Linked DNA regions of Mus musculus: region 1 is linked to region 2. The links are chromatin loops, found by intact Hi-C in ENCODE. Cell type or tissue: left cerebral cortex. All regions are shown on one strand. Links, peaks and the distances in the headings refer to the core of each region. The heading gives the core; the rest is flanking DNA.

Region 1 (7,582 bases), core at 1,376-6,375, 290 kb before region 2:
ATGTGTATCGTTCTGTTAAGTGTTATTAAAGTCTGTCTGTCTTAGGCAGCATAAACAACACCCTCTGCCTTCCCTTGTTCCCTGGTTTTCAGAATAGTAACCACATACCCCCCACCCCACCCCCTTTCTCCTTCCTGAGATTATCTGACTATTAATTCCTGCCATAAAATTATTGAGAATTATGTTTTTCTTTCCACTTAAAATTGGATAGTATTAACCCATAAAAGGTCCTGGCTTATTTTTAAACCAGTAAATATTTTAGAAATTCATTTTATTAAAAGAACCAGATGTGGAGGGTAGCAGACTTTGGAGTGTGGGGCTAGGTCTTTAACTTCAAAGGGATGTAATAGTCTTTTATTTTCTGGGGTCTCCATTATTTTCTGTATCGGTGATACATTACCTGGAGTCGATGGTGCAAGACACGGATGAGGTTGGAGGTGCTGAAAAACGCACTAGAATCATCTCTGAAAGGCAGATGGATTTGGAGGGGACCATGCTAGATCATGGAAATGAAAAGAAAAATCTTAGGATTGTAGGTTCAGGGAAAGTTTGCTTTTTTTTTTTTTTTTGGACTGTGCCTCAGGAGGGTGGATTCCTCTCAGACCTGGGAGCAGTTGGGAGCAGTTGTGGGGGGAAAGGGGTCTGGAGTCAAAGCAGCATAAAAGCCGTGTGGCACACAGCAGCCAAGGAGAAATGACAGATGGCTCACGTTAAAACTGAAGCAATTTCACTGGAACAAAAGAATTAACTTTGAAGGTTCGGAACTTTCTCTAAGTCCCAGATTGTTCTGAACCCTGTGATAACACACGAGGCTACCTGCTGTATTGGTTGCTTTCGTTCTTCTGCCGTAGCCCCCCCTCCCCACTCCCCTTTGTTGTTGTTGTTATTATGGGTTCTGAACAGTTTGCTGGAGTCTCTTTAGGCCCCCGGAGGCTCACCCAAAGAAACTGTAACCCAAACGAGTAGACCCTCATATTTCCTTTTAAAAAGCGATTTTCCCCTTTTTTGTGGGGGGGGGGATTCATTGTGATCTAGAGAGGCTCAGTTTTAGACTTTTAATAGAATCGCCTAAGTTTGATGCACAGCTGGGGCAAGCCCAGCCATCCACAGCACAGCTAGTTTCTGAACATTTAATTTTATATTTGAATAATTCTCCAGATCAGGCTATAATCATGAATGTCATATAAAAAGTTTTTTTTAAAAGAGGAAATTACATTATTTCACAGATGTGCAAATACTTCTGAGAAAAAAATTACATTGATCAGTTTTTAATACCCCCCTGTCTCACCCTTCAGTCTAAGGGAAAAATAAGCCCCCCCCCATCTTTGTCTTCAGAAAGGTGCTAGATTGTAAACATCTGAGGGAAATGGAGGGGGCTTGGCCAGTCCACCCCAAACTCCTTCCAGGTTTTCAATCTTTTCAGCAGCAGCCTTCAGTCTGCAGAGAAGAGGGAGGGTCTACAGAATCTAAAGAGAGACAGGAGATGTCTCTGTTTGTTATTAAAATTTAAAGCACAAGGTAGGACTGCAAGTGGCTAATTTTGAGTCCACTCACTTAAGGGGAAAGGTCTGAGGCAACCTGTGCAAGGTGGCAACTTGGAGCTAGCTGGTGAAGGCAAGTGCCACAGGGGAAGGCTTAGCTGTGACAGGGGACAGTAGGTGAGCGGTCACAGCCGTTCCCTTTATAGGGTCTGAAACAACGGCACGTGGGTATTTCATTCAAAACTGTGCAGACGAACATTCAGGTTCATTTAGTGGGGAGACACGATTATTCTTTGTTTTGGAACAGGAGTCTGTTTATTCTCCTTCAGATAAAAGCACTTTGGAATTTCTGTGGTTTTTTTCCCCCTAATATGAAACATTTCTGAAAGGGATGACAACGGGAGGAAGAAACTGTGGTGGCCATTTCAGGGATAGTCAGTCACCTGTGGTGGGAAGCGTCCCCTGGTCACTCGGGGCTGAACGACGGAATGTCCCTGAGTCTGAAACAAGGCACGTGAATTAAAAGTCTGGGCCACAAGCGTCCCTGTGTTTCTTTCGTTAACAGCTCTGACCAAGTGATATAGCACGGCCTCTGCCCTCATAGAGTATTTGGATATTTGATATGGTGTCATAAAGATACCATGGAAGTAAAAAAAAATTGCATTAGCATTTGGCTCATGGATAATGATTTGTGTAAGCTATGCTGCAGTTGCTTAGTTCTTCTGTGCTGAACCAACGTAAAATTTTATTTTTATCTGGTCCCAAATAGTGAGATGATATTTAAAAAAAATAATGAACTAAAGGGTTATATTCAGATCAATATGTGTGGTATCACAAGCAACTCTTTGTCTTGCCAAAATCATGCACATCAGATGGAGAAAAAAAAAAGCTAATCTGAAAATGCCAGGTTTATTTTCTGTGTGCAGGCAGTACCAAGCTACGAGGGCTCTTATCACAGTGTACCGAAAGTCCTCAGCACAAAAATGTGTAACGAAAGCTGTTACTCGGAGTGCGGCTCATGTATTGGAACGGCTGTGACAGTGAGATACAGTTAAACACTTGTTCAATTATAAGAAAAAGAAAGTCGGAAGGGGACTTGATTTCGATAAGAATTTTTAAAGGATCCTTGAAATCTCTGAGGAAACCTTACTTCCAGTTTTGAGTCACAAACTGGGAGCCTTCCCTTGGACTCTCTGTCCCTTTCTCTCTCCTTACCCTTGTCCGATCCCTGTAAGTAAGGGTCCTGTCATTTGAACAACTTTCCTGCTAAATCCTACTCATTAAAATAAAACCTGAAGGAGCTGGGTTAGGGTTATTTGCAAATTATTTCAAGTGTTTGCTCTTTTATAGCCTCGTGGGAAATGGGGGAGTCGTCTTGTCATGGGCTACCCCTCTCCCCTACACTCGTTTTGCTCTCAGATGATTCTGACACTTTTCTGGCAGATAGATTTTTATGAACACACAAAAGGCTCTCACTAATATTGGTAGCCAGTGTTTAGTTCAGGGAGTCTTTACCCAGACCTTTGATGTTTTTTTGTTTTTGTTTTCTGAATGCTCTATTAACATGTGTGCAGTGTGTGTGTGTGTGTGTGTGTGTGTGTGTGTGTGTACACACGAGTGCACGTGAGATTGAATGTACTTCATATATGCTTGTTTGAAATACAGATAGATATACATATACAGACATGTGGCTTTTGTGCCCTTGTTTTGTTTGACACATACATTCTTTTTCGGAGACTTTGGCTATATAAGGAACACATGCTCCCATGTGTAAAATTCCTTTTGTTTTAGGTTAACTTTTTACTTTCCAAGCTGAGTGGTCTGTATGCTTTGTTAAGCAGGTAGGGCTCATTTGTTAATGTCGCCTCTTCTGAGGCTGACACCCGAATGGTGTTTGTGGGGTGGGCTCAGAAAGATCATCACTGCAGTATCATTTTGAAATTGTTCTCGTCAGAGGGGGGAAAATAAATAAATAAATAAATAAATAAATAAATAAATAATAAAAGAGCCACCAACCCAAACCCAAACAAATCCCCAAGCTGAAAAACCTCAGCCTTTAAGCAAACAAAAATCCATGCAATATTCTTTAATCTGGAAGGCTACGTGGTTTACTTAACCTTGACTAAAAATAATAATCTCAGGCATTAGAGAGAGAGACCCAAATCTTCAGTGTTTATGACTAAGACCCCCGCCCCCCCCCAGCAGACTGGAGAACTGTCTCCCCTTGTCTGTCTCAACTTCACAGTCTCCACTGGCCTTAACGTATTCGAATCTCTGAAAATGAGCAGAGGAAAGAAAGTCCTGAACTTTTCTAAGGAGTTTGTTGGGTCTCTTGGTATCTGAGAAACTTTACAGAAAGGTCTATGTACTCAGTTTGGGAGGCAGAGGGAGTGGGAAAAATGGAGAAAGCGATCTTTTTTTTTCTTCCTTTCTTCCCTTCTATTGAGGTTGGTACGGGCCACTCCAAATGGGATGCTGGAATTTCCAGACCCTGTCTCTATCTTCTGAGTCCTGTCTGTACCTGGAATAAAATGTTGCCGTTGAACTTATTGACATAATGGTCCCCATGGGGACTTATAGCCATCAAAGTAAAATTTCACAATAAATCCAGAGGCCACCTGGAGGACTGCCATTAAAGAGCTTTTTAGAGGAGGGGTGGGGGACTTTAAAAGCTTAATTCTTCTTAAACACGAGTTCAATGATTGTGTCTGTGTTGCTCTTTCCAAGAGTTAGGTCTTTACTTTAGCTTTGTCAAATAATCCTTTCAAGCGTGTTTTTTTTTTTTTTTTTGACTGCAAAAATGTGGCATTCTGTATAGATGACGTCACTGTCCCCCTCCAGCCTCACTGAAAGCCAAGAGTTACCCAGCAATGAACTGCAGTAGGGATTTCTGTGTGTCTCAGGGAATACATGCCTTACAACGTGAGGTGGGTCTTACCGTACTATCCAATACCAGGGGTGTTATTGATCAGGATGGGGGGACTTCCCCCCACCCCAAGCTAATTAGTCTTTGTGGAGTCAGATAACTAATGCTGTTTTACACTTAGCACTCAGGACACACATTTCATCCTCAAAATGCTTTGAAAACATTAACTAATTAATCATTAGCTAATTTAGCAACTGACAATGAAAGTTGAGACACCAAAGGAGGCTGGATTCCACCAGCATCTTGCGCGGGCACACACCCCTGCCCCAGTGCCAAAGACGGATTACTCTGTCTGGAGAGGGGGTGGGGTATGGTGAAGGTTGTCAGGTGTGAGCAGTTTACAGGGTGCTGCCCAGGTGAGCCCTGTAAGGAACAGTAAGAAAACCTTGAAGGGACACAGCCTTGGGCAGTCTTAAAAGGTAATGGCTAGAAGTTATTTATTCTTTTAAATGATAATGAAAAAAGTGAATAAATAGAAATTTAAAGGCCAACTTAGGAGAATCAACCTTAGCAAATGTCTAGAGCGTGTGAGAAGATATTGAAATTTAAAAGTGTGGTTAGCAATTTTCAAAAGGGGGCAAGGAAGCAATGGGTGTTTTACTTCTTTAGATTTGAAAGACTTGCCATAAGGTTGTAACAAGGTAGGGTCTGGGCGTGTGTGTGTGTGTGTGTGTGTGCGTGCATGTGTGTGTGTGTGTGTGCATGTGTGTGTGTGCATGTGTGTGTGCATGTATGTGTGTGTGCGTGTATGTGTGTGTGCATGTGTGCATGTGCATGTGTGTGTGTGTGCATGTGTGTGTAAGAATAATCTTTTGCAGAAAGCTTCCTGGGTCCATGTACACTGCTTTAGCGATCGAGCTTCATTTAAGAAACTCATTACAGCACCTTAGAGAGAGACTTCTCTGTGTGTCCCCACCAATGGAACTCTTTTTCCAGGGCCTTGTCTTCTCTGCACTGTGGCCCCCATCCACTGTGTGAATGAAATGTGAAAATAGTTGGGGAGTTTCTCTGAGCTAGCAGCGACCGCACAAGCTGAGTTTTCTTTTAAAAAAAAAATACGGAGACAGTTCATGTATAGAGTCACTGTGAATGAGGGCGTATGTGTGGTCCAGTTCTTTCAAAGAAACACTCCACAAAGCCACCAGCCTTATAGAAGGTGGCACCAGGGACTGTTTTTTTTTTTGTTTTTTTTTTTTTTTGAGTGAATATATTTTGCATCTATTCAGTTTGTTCTAATTCTCACACATCATTCTCCTGTTCCAAGAAAATGCAGGATTTTAGAGTACTGAAGAAAAATGTCAGTTGTACAGTTTATATTCTCAGCCTCGTTGGTGTGTCACACAGAAATGTTGCTAAACAGGGCACCTGACACAGCAGCTCAACTGTCCAGGTTGAATCCCACAGAAGGATTCCAACCCTGTGGACAACTTCCCTAGCAAACCTGGGAGATTTTCTGGTAGATATGGCAAGGCAGTGGAAGCAGCCATGCGCATCTGGTGGGCCACACTAGTTGTGCGCAGCATCCGGTGGGAGAGACAGAAGGCAGATACAGCTCACTCGGAAACCGTACCTGCAAGGACCCGGTTAGAGACATTTCAGATTAATACAGATTCATACTCTTCTGCACCGGATCGTGACGTCTCTAAATTTCAGTAGCTCACCTCATATGGCTTGTTTGACTTTTTTTTTCGTGCTAGGGCTGTAGGCTATTGCACTTCCACTGATCCATATCCCCAGCTTCCTAGCCTTCCTGAATGTATAGCCCATGGCCCTCCCATGTTTTCCAATTCTTTATCTTACAGCCTGATACTGTATTTGAAATTATAAACAAAATTGTTAATAGCATTCCCAATTTAGGAAATTAAAATTTCATTATTTCCTGGTTCTTTTTCCTGTTATATACTATATATAACAGGGTTTTTCTATTTTACGGGGAAAAGAGGGCCCATATTTAAACATTACTTATTTTTTCACTTTATATTTTTGCCTTTATATAGAAAAAAATAATTAAAAACAAAACAAACCAAAATAGTCCTGACTTTCTTCCATCTCTTACCTCCTCTCTAATCTGTTCCCTGAGCCTGCAGACCTTGTCATGATGGCATATTTGACCCCTGCTTTGAGAACATGTCTAACAGCTCCCACCCATGAAGTGGCCTTCCCCTTTTCCTCCACCATGAGAACTGTCCAGAGAGGCCTTTGGGAAGGCCAGGATCTCCAACTGGCCCCACAGTTAAAAGAATTTACGTGATGCAGGTTTCTGGATTCAGATTTACACTGATTCTACCCTAGTCTTCTGCCGTTTTTTTTTTTTTTTTTTTAAGTGACTTTCCATGCATTGCTATGATTCAGAGTCAGCTATAGTTCCTCTAAATGGTATTCTGTAGTAGTGTTACCAACAGGGAGGGGGTGACTCTGCCGTTTCTACCCCTCCCCAGCCGATGTGCAATGTCTGGAGAGATTAACTGGTCATTACACCATGTGTATGGGGTGGTAGTGGGGCTAGTGACATCTTTTGAGTGGAAAGTAGGGGTCCTGTTTGTCATCCTATACTGCACAGGCTGACCCTCCATGATAAAGAATTCTTGACCCTAACAGCAAGTTGGGTATCCCTGCTGTTTCTTATGTTTGTACCCGCAGTTGCAAAATGTTGCAGAGACTTTTGGGTATACACCGAGTTTATTTTAATTATTTTCCCCCAAGCGGTTGTGAAGATGTAGCTTCGTTTTGTTGGAGGTGTAGCAGAGTTGTCTAGCCCCTTAGCTTTTCTTCCCCTTAGCGTTAACGGCTTTGTATGCAGAATCTGAGATGGTGGTCTCCTAAACATCCTTCCTGTTCCATGATTCTCATGAAAATCATGTCTCGAGGAGGATGAAATGAAAGGGAAGAGTGCGGCCGAGCAGAGGGTGTGCATGCAGACACGGGAGAGGAACTCCTGGAACCTGGGCAGATGCCTGTGTTTTATGAGGCACCACGGAAGTCTCATCCCACACAGCTAAAGACCACTCAGAGACTGGATGCTGACAGGACCAAGGCTCTCTGTCTTGGCTGTTCTTCATCCCAGCTCCACCATGATGGATGGTCGGCTTCCCTATTGTGATTTCACAGAGGAAAAAAAACCCAAACAACCCCAAAATTTTGCAGAGTAGGTTGTAGCACAAACAGCTTGTGAAAT
Region 2 (7,582 bases), core at 818-5,817:
AAGAGATCAGTTGTTATCATTTTAACTGTCTACTTTGGGAGAAACCTGGACCTAAAAGATGCTCCCTGGCAGAGGTGGCCACAGTATTAACCTGACCAACAATCGCACCATCATGGAATGAGACCTTTGGGGAAAGACATACAGCTTGATCTCCTTACTGGCTGAATCTTAGGCTTACTGTGTCCAGTTGATAAAGATGGAGATCCTGTTCTGCCTGTGCCTACACAACTGTTCCTGTGAGTTGTGGTACTCAAGGGATGCTGTTCAGGCAAAGCAATCACCTTTATGTCTCCTGCCCCCTGATGTCAGCCCGAGGAGGGAAATCTGACCACTGATCAATTGAAATGAAAACCTAGTCTTTCATATGTGGAAATCTGTAAAGCGAAAAGTTAGTACCGTCAGCCATAAAATGAATCTCACTACAATATCTTATATAGTAAATTAAATATATACAAATATATTAATATGCATATACATTTTTTAAAGCAGAAATTTTATTTTTGCGTCACCATAGGAAGTTTCCATGCCCAGAAGCCAGAGAGGAGAGAGTGTGAAGACCGAGGTCTGTCTGTAGCACATGTCGGCACAGTTTGCAGCAAAAGTGTCGAAAGCAATATTTGTTTTATCATATACATCTGGTTTATTGTAAGGCACATGACCACACAACCCTCTCCCCCCCCCCCCACACACACACGCACAACTTGGAGAAAGAAGAGTTTGTCATGTTATATCAGGCTTTTTCTTAACCACCCCATAGAAATGGCTACAAAATCTTCAGAGGCAATTCAAGTACCTCCGTGGCTTTCATCAGTCGTTCTCTGTACAAGGAAAAGGGGGAAAAAATCGTTCTATCTTTTTATTTTTTACTTTGCTTTAATCTTATTTGATGATGTCTCAACAGGCTGGGACATGCTTTCTTGGATGGCAATTTCACCACGCCATATGTGTCTCTCACAAGATAGCAGAGTGAGATGAATCTTGGCAGGAAGAGAACTAAACACATCGACAAAGAAAAGAAAAAAAAATTATTTACTTAACTCCCTGTTGCCTGCCTGCATTTCCCCTTGACGGAGACTCCTGGCGCAATGCTTCAGACTTAGTTTGTTACAAACAATTGTGTGACACACGGTCCCCTGCTTACTGTATTCTCCTCAGCATCTGCCCAGGTTCTCCCTGGACCCATGTGGGAGAAGGGTGAAGCCTGCCCTCCAGAAGCAGCACAAAAGCCCCTCTCTCCCCATCTTTCTCTCCTTTAGGGATGCAGAGCTGGGGTCTGCTCTGCCGTCTGGGCGGGTGGTGGTCCTCTGTTCTGCCTTGTGATGTGGAATACAAATTTAGAGTTTACTCTGTCATCATCAACAGTTGAATGTGTAGCATCTATTAGATTCTTAGAGCTGTTAAGTAAGTATAAAGAAGCTATTGCTAGTTATATGGGTGATGACCATTGGTTTGAACTATATTGGAAAATGATCCTAATATACCAGACCTCCATTGTTTATGCCACAAGGAACAGAGACTGATTCAAAGATTACACCAGAACCCTAGTATGAATTCCTTGGGCTAGGGCGATAGCCGAATGTCATGCATTAGGGCCATAGATACTCAAATACCTCCAGATAATACTGAAACTGTAGAGTATATGCATAAATATATATAATAGGCATAATACATTTCATATTATGTTGTGAATATTATAAAACATTTACTGTATAATACTGCTTCTCTTGGAGAATCACTGACCTTCCTGTGACCTCTAGTGACCTGTCATGAAGTGCAGCTCAGAGACTGATGATGCTCAATGAGCCATTTTGAACGGAATTGTGATTTAGGGGCTGGGGAGACGGCTTGGCAATTAAGAGCACTTGCTGCTGTTCTAGAGGATCAGAGATCTGTCTCGTTCAGCTCCTATCGTCACATCAAACAGCTCATAACTGCCTGTAACTCCAGCTCCAGAGGACCCATCACCCTCTGCTGGCCTCAGAGGACACCTGAACACAAGTGGCATACACAAGTTTTCAGGGGGGTGGTAGTATGTGCACACACACACACACACACACACACATACACACCAGATCTTTAAAATTTATGCAATCTAGATGAACTCCAAAACCAAATCCAAATATCTATACCTACACCTAATCTCTCTCTATCTCTAATCTCTATCTATCTATCCATCCATCCATCCATCCATCCATCCATCTATCCATCCATATCTGCTACCAACTCTGTTTTAAAGAGAAAAGAAGCTAGAAGCCCATATGCCCTCCAACCTCCAAGTATCAATTAGAGTGTTTAGACCCATTGTTTCATTGGGTAGCACTGTGTTTGATGTGATGGTGGAGCCAGTAGGCTGACACAGTCCATAGCTCTTTAACCTTTCGGCTCAGATCTGCAGGCAGCATGATTAGGATAGTGAAGAAGTGTGACAGTGTAACGAAGACCCTTGGAGGATGACATTTCCCTAGACCATGGAGGCTGTGATGTGAGGGGGGACTCTGAAGAGCAGTCTTGACTGCTAAGGACAGAGAGTAAAGTTCGGAATTAGTTGCCTTTGGTCGCCCATGCTGACTGGTACTTGTTGTTTCTATGAATCTCTTGGCAGAAGGGTCATTCATCTAAAAGGCAATATAAATGCAGTGCAAGGAGCCGGCATCTCATGTTCTTTTGCTCCTGGACAAAATGCCTCCCTTCTCCCTGTTACACTCTCGTCCTCAGAGAACAGAGTTCTGAGAACTCCAGCTTCTGGTTCTCAGAAAAATGCCTAAGAAGCTCCGGTTGTGTAGAACCCACCCCTACTTCTCTTGGTTTTGCTGTGGGAATTCTAGCTGTGCTGAGGAAATGCAATGTTAATGTGGAATAGAAGCTTCTCGGGGGGGGGGGGGGGGAGCTGAGCTGACTTCATGGCATTAGCCGATCCCATGTCTTCAGCCCTTTTTAGCTGATGCCCTGGAAATTTACAGTCGGCTTGGTTCTGCATACCAGGGCAGCGTTTGTTGGGGTCTTGGAGTGAGCTGTTTGATTACCTAATGACGTGCTTACTAGGTGCTAAAAACCCATTTAGGGGATAGTAGATGCGTACGTGTCTTAATTGTACAGTTGCTTGGTTTTGCAAGTTGTAAAGGAAGATGTGGGGGAAATTACTGGAAACTTGGTAGAAAAAGAAGGTTCCTGGCAATGACATCATCTCCCTTTGCCCTCACCTCCTAAAAACAACAGATCACCCCATTAGTCAGGGCTCCAGCTAGAATGCCATTTGGATGGGTGAAAGGTACTTGTTTGTGCGTGCTTTCTCTCTCCCTCCTTTCTTTCTTATCCCTGATACATACCCCACAACAAACACACACATCCACCCCTAGATATCTACAGTGGGATTATTTATATACTTTCAATGTGAACCATCCAGACCGAATTAAAAGATGTTGATGATAGTTATAGATAGGAATACAGAACAGAAAGAAAAATGCCAATTGCACATTGAGGATAAAAAAAAAAAAAAAAAAAAAGATTGACCACAGTGGTTCATACCTGTAGCTCCAGCAATTTGGGAAGCTGAGACAGGAGGATTGCTTGAACCTAAGAATTTACTTGAAGTCAGTCCAGGCTATGCATGGATATATCCTTCCCCCTCTCTAAGCAACAGATAAAAATGAAAGTATAGAAAATGAAAACAAGTGATTGTCTTACTTGTAGAAAATACACCGAATTATGCACACAAACCGTACCCTGCAATCATTTGAAGTCTCTGAATCCACAAAAATCTCAGCTTTGGGAACAGGATGCCACAGAGCGGGTGTGGGTGGGTGTTGTAATGTATCCAATTCCTCCAGAATGAAACTGCGCTTAAATCGATTTGAAAATGAGATGTAATCTGCATGGTTTGATAAACTGACTCCTGTTTTAGCAGAAAGAATTCTGAATTTTTTTTTTTAAGCAAGCTCTAAAGCTTCCAAACACACTAGGAGACAAAGCCTATGAACTCTGGAAAAGTCTCTGAGGTTTGGATAATGCGGAGGAGACAATGAGGACCTGGCATCTGCCCCGCCTCCCTCACCCTTGGTTAAACATACCTCCAGACTGCTTCCTCCCTGTTTAGAAGGGCCACTGAGCCCTTCAGGGGCCACTTTGTCCCTTTAATTAGATTTTTACTTGTAAGATAAAAATAGATGTGTAATTTGGTCAGTTTGGTCAAATTAGTCCGTTTGTGCTAACTTGAAACATAAAACTTAGTTAAGTGTTTAATGATAGTAGTTGTTCAAAGAATTCGTGGTATAGAATGTATGTGCATCTGTGTGTGTGTGTGTGTGTGTGTGTGTGTGTGTGTGTGCACAAGCTCATGTGGGGGGGGTGTCCTTTAAAATTCCCTCTCTTTCCCCCCTCCCAGTGCAATGTTAGGGAAGTCTTAGGAGGGACCCAGAGACAAAAGTAGGGTCAAAAGTAGGGAGAAAAAACCCAGTATAAAACCAGAAAGGTTGCTCTGTAGAACCCCGGGGCCCTGTGTCTGGTTGCAAAGCAGAAAAAAGTAAACAGTAGCAATCTCTGTGTAACAGGAGATTTGGGTGTAATTTGTTTAAATAGCAGCAATCATGATTATTAATTCACCCGTCCAATGCTAACAAAGACCCGGGTTCTGTTAGTTTGTGCTTTAGATTCATGTTCAAGCTCAAGTTTATTTTAGGCTAATGCTCCTATCAATGGGAAATGCAATTAGCTTTACCTACCCCCCCCCACCTCTCCCCTCCCAAATATATATAGATAGATTTGACATTTGCCAATCCTGAATAAAATGCTTCCCTTTCAGAACGGAGCCCAAGACACATGGTTCTTCCAGACTTCCTCTTTGTAGAGTTCTTCTCCACTTTACCGGGAAACAATAAGGAATTCTTTTTGTTCTCTGCCTCTGAAGGTGTAACAGACGTGTTTTGAAATACCTGCACTGTAGAAACGGTGCTTAGAAGAAAGAGGAGGAAAAAAAAATCAAAGCGAGAAATAAAATTACAAAATGGGAGAGCCAGACCTCTTTATCCACAATTTGCTTGTGCCCCTCATTGTGGCAAAACTTTGGGAAGGGTCCTGATGGACTGTTGTCACTTTTTGATGCTGTAACCTTAAAAGTAGTTTTAGCTGTGCGTTATCTTGCTTGGTGGGTGGGAAAGGGACAAGACTCCCCAGAGGCTCTGGCCACAAGCACCTCTGTGTCCTCTGAGAGGCAAATGGGTTGGAGGCCTGTTGTCAACATAGGCAGGTTCCTGAGCAGGGTCCAGCTTGTCCGGTCTAGTTCATTGTCCACTCCATCAAAGGGTCTAATGGTCAGCAGAGGAGGCTAAATGTCTCCCCTGTGACCTGACATTAACCGAGTGGACTGGTTTAAGTGTTACTGAGGGTGTCGCAGAATGATTCGGACGCCGATACCCGTTTTCCTCAATGAGCCGTCATTTGGGCATGACTTCATACAGCTTTGCCCTGACACAGCCCAGCCCCGGAGAGCTCCCGGGGGACTTCCTTCACCTCGGAGACTAGCAGACAGCCCGCTGATCAATGCCCTCTGACAACAAGTGAGGCCGCCACCTCTTCCCTCACCCCTCCACCCGGTGTGCCTCCCAGCCCCTCACCCGTCTGACCAGCTCGAAAATGATAAAGATAAATTGTTTTATCTACACATAGAGGCTGACACGGAGAAAAGACGGGGGAAGGAGGAGACCCACCCAGTTTGTGTAGAGCCTCAGATTCCAGCTTCCTGCTTCTCATGTAATTTTGATGGGAGGGAAAAAAAATCAAGGCAGTATATCAAATTGTGGAGCTTGAGTGATCCAGCCGGGGAAACATGTGGAATTGTGATTTTTTTTTCTCCCACGTATAAGACAGCTTATAAGCATAAGGTTTGTGGATGTTAAGGAGACATAGGATATTTTCTGTATCAGGACTGGGATTCTATCTTACTTTATTTTATTTTATTGACCAAACTATATGCATAGGAAATAAATATAAGTAGTAAATTTTGTTTGTTTGTTTTTAAAGAAACAGTGTATTTTTTTCAAAAGTGAACCCAATGACATGACATTTGTAGAAGAGTCTTTAGAAAAAGCCTTGAATGCTTTTGATAGAAGAAGATTTTCTGCAGGCTTCTAAAACAGCCATTTAAGCCCCCTTTTCAACCCTATGTATTTGGATGTGAAACAAAACTAAAGAAGACAGAAGAGTGTAAATATTTTCTTCTCTTCATCACCATTGTTTACCCTGTGACTTAAAAGTGAAACCCAGGAACCTAAGATAATACCTAAGAAAGAAATACAAGGCACATAAAAAAATGTAGATCAAATGTTTTAAATCTATTGGAAATATTCGATAAGTGGATTAAAATGTTTGACAATTATTTTCTACTCCTGAACAATAATACAATTTTTCTTATTGGTTTTAATGGAATATTTCTTTGTTAAACAATTTGAAAATCATTTTCTTTCAGGCAGAAAAGGGGAGAAAAAAAAAGGTTGGGCTGAGACATTTCTCATCTGAAAAGCAGGCTTATGCCTGAATATTTAAAGAAAAAAAAAGTATGTCAAAAGACATTCCGATTTCAAAGTACTACCTTTTGAACTATTTTTTTTCAATGTCCCTTTTGTAATTTCCGAGAAGCAACTAAAATTCCATCTCTGCTTTTTTTTTTTTTTTTTTCCAGCCAAATACTTGCTCCCATATTTTTGGCTACTAAGGGCTGTTTCAACTAAAAAAAAAAAAAAAAAAAAAAAAAACTTTTTTTATTTCCTGTAGTAAAGAAGGAACATAAATCAACAAGAAAAGAATAAAGTAATCATATTTTGATAGACTTGTCATTGACTAGTGTTTTAAAATCATTTTAATGTCTAATTTATTTACATAGCAACTCAATAGCACTCCTCCACATAATTATTTGCACAAGTTAACTTTTTTTTTCTTGGCTTTATTCATTTTTTTAATTTTGTTTATACCTCTCAATAGAGCAGAGTAAATATATTGTATAGACTATGTTTGTATTATTTCAAAAATATTAGTTCCTTAGAGATAATGTTTGGGAAAATGTATATCTTTAGTTGACTTATCTCTGACTGAAAAAGAGAAAGAGAGAAAGAATGAAAGAAAGAGAGAAAGAAAGAAAGAAAGAAAGAGGGGAAAAGCCCCCCCCAAAAAAAAACAAAAACAAAAAAATCGGAGAACATTTTGGTTTTTACAAACTGACATTAATAACAGATCAATATCTTCCTTCCAGGGAGTACAATTATTTACTATGTAACTGCACTGAAAATATTAAAAAGAATTAGTTCTAAAGTGTCAAAAGTCAAGCTTAACAAATTTAAAAGCAATGAAATGAAAACTCAGTTAAGCACAAAAGCACCCTTTTGAATTTCATGAAAAGCTATGCCAAGAACTGAAGAATCCGGGGTCTGTGACTCTAGTATTTGGTTTATTAGGTCCAGCGCTTGCCTTCAAAGGGGGAGTACAGCCGCGTAGCAGCTAAGGATTTAGAGGAATTCTGAGAATTTGAAAGCCTTTTTCCCCCCAAAATGGATTCCGTGTGCACTTGAGCCATAAACACTGATTTGGGATCTTT

The links. A loop is a pair of places that touch in the nucleus more often than their neighbours do. Peaks named below come from ENCODE experiments on the same cell type or tissue, not always from the same donor. Only the 100,000 strongest peaks of a DNase experiment are listed, where the experiment ranks them.
Region 1: a loop joins it to region 2, with 4 times the contacts of the local background. A loop is called at or near these places in 5 of 42 quality-filtered maps.

The regions. Positions count from the first base shown.
Region 1 is chr8:107,948,161-107,955,742 of GRCm38, forward strand. No RefSeq gene overlaps it. Among named protein-coding and RNA genes, the nearest start is that of Gm39242, 120 kb to the left of the region's middle. In left cerebral cortex, for the core only: no CTCF peak of the experiment used is centred there; no DNase peak of the experiment used is centred there.
Region 2 is chr8:108,235,949-108,243,530 of GRCm38, forward strand. No RefSeq gene overlaps it. Among named protein-coding and RNA genes, the nearest start is that of Gm34675, 70 kb to the right of the region's middle. In left cerebral cortex, for the core only: no CTCF peak of the experiment used is centred there; DNase peaks (open chromatin) are centred at 957 and 3,803.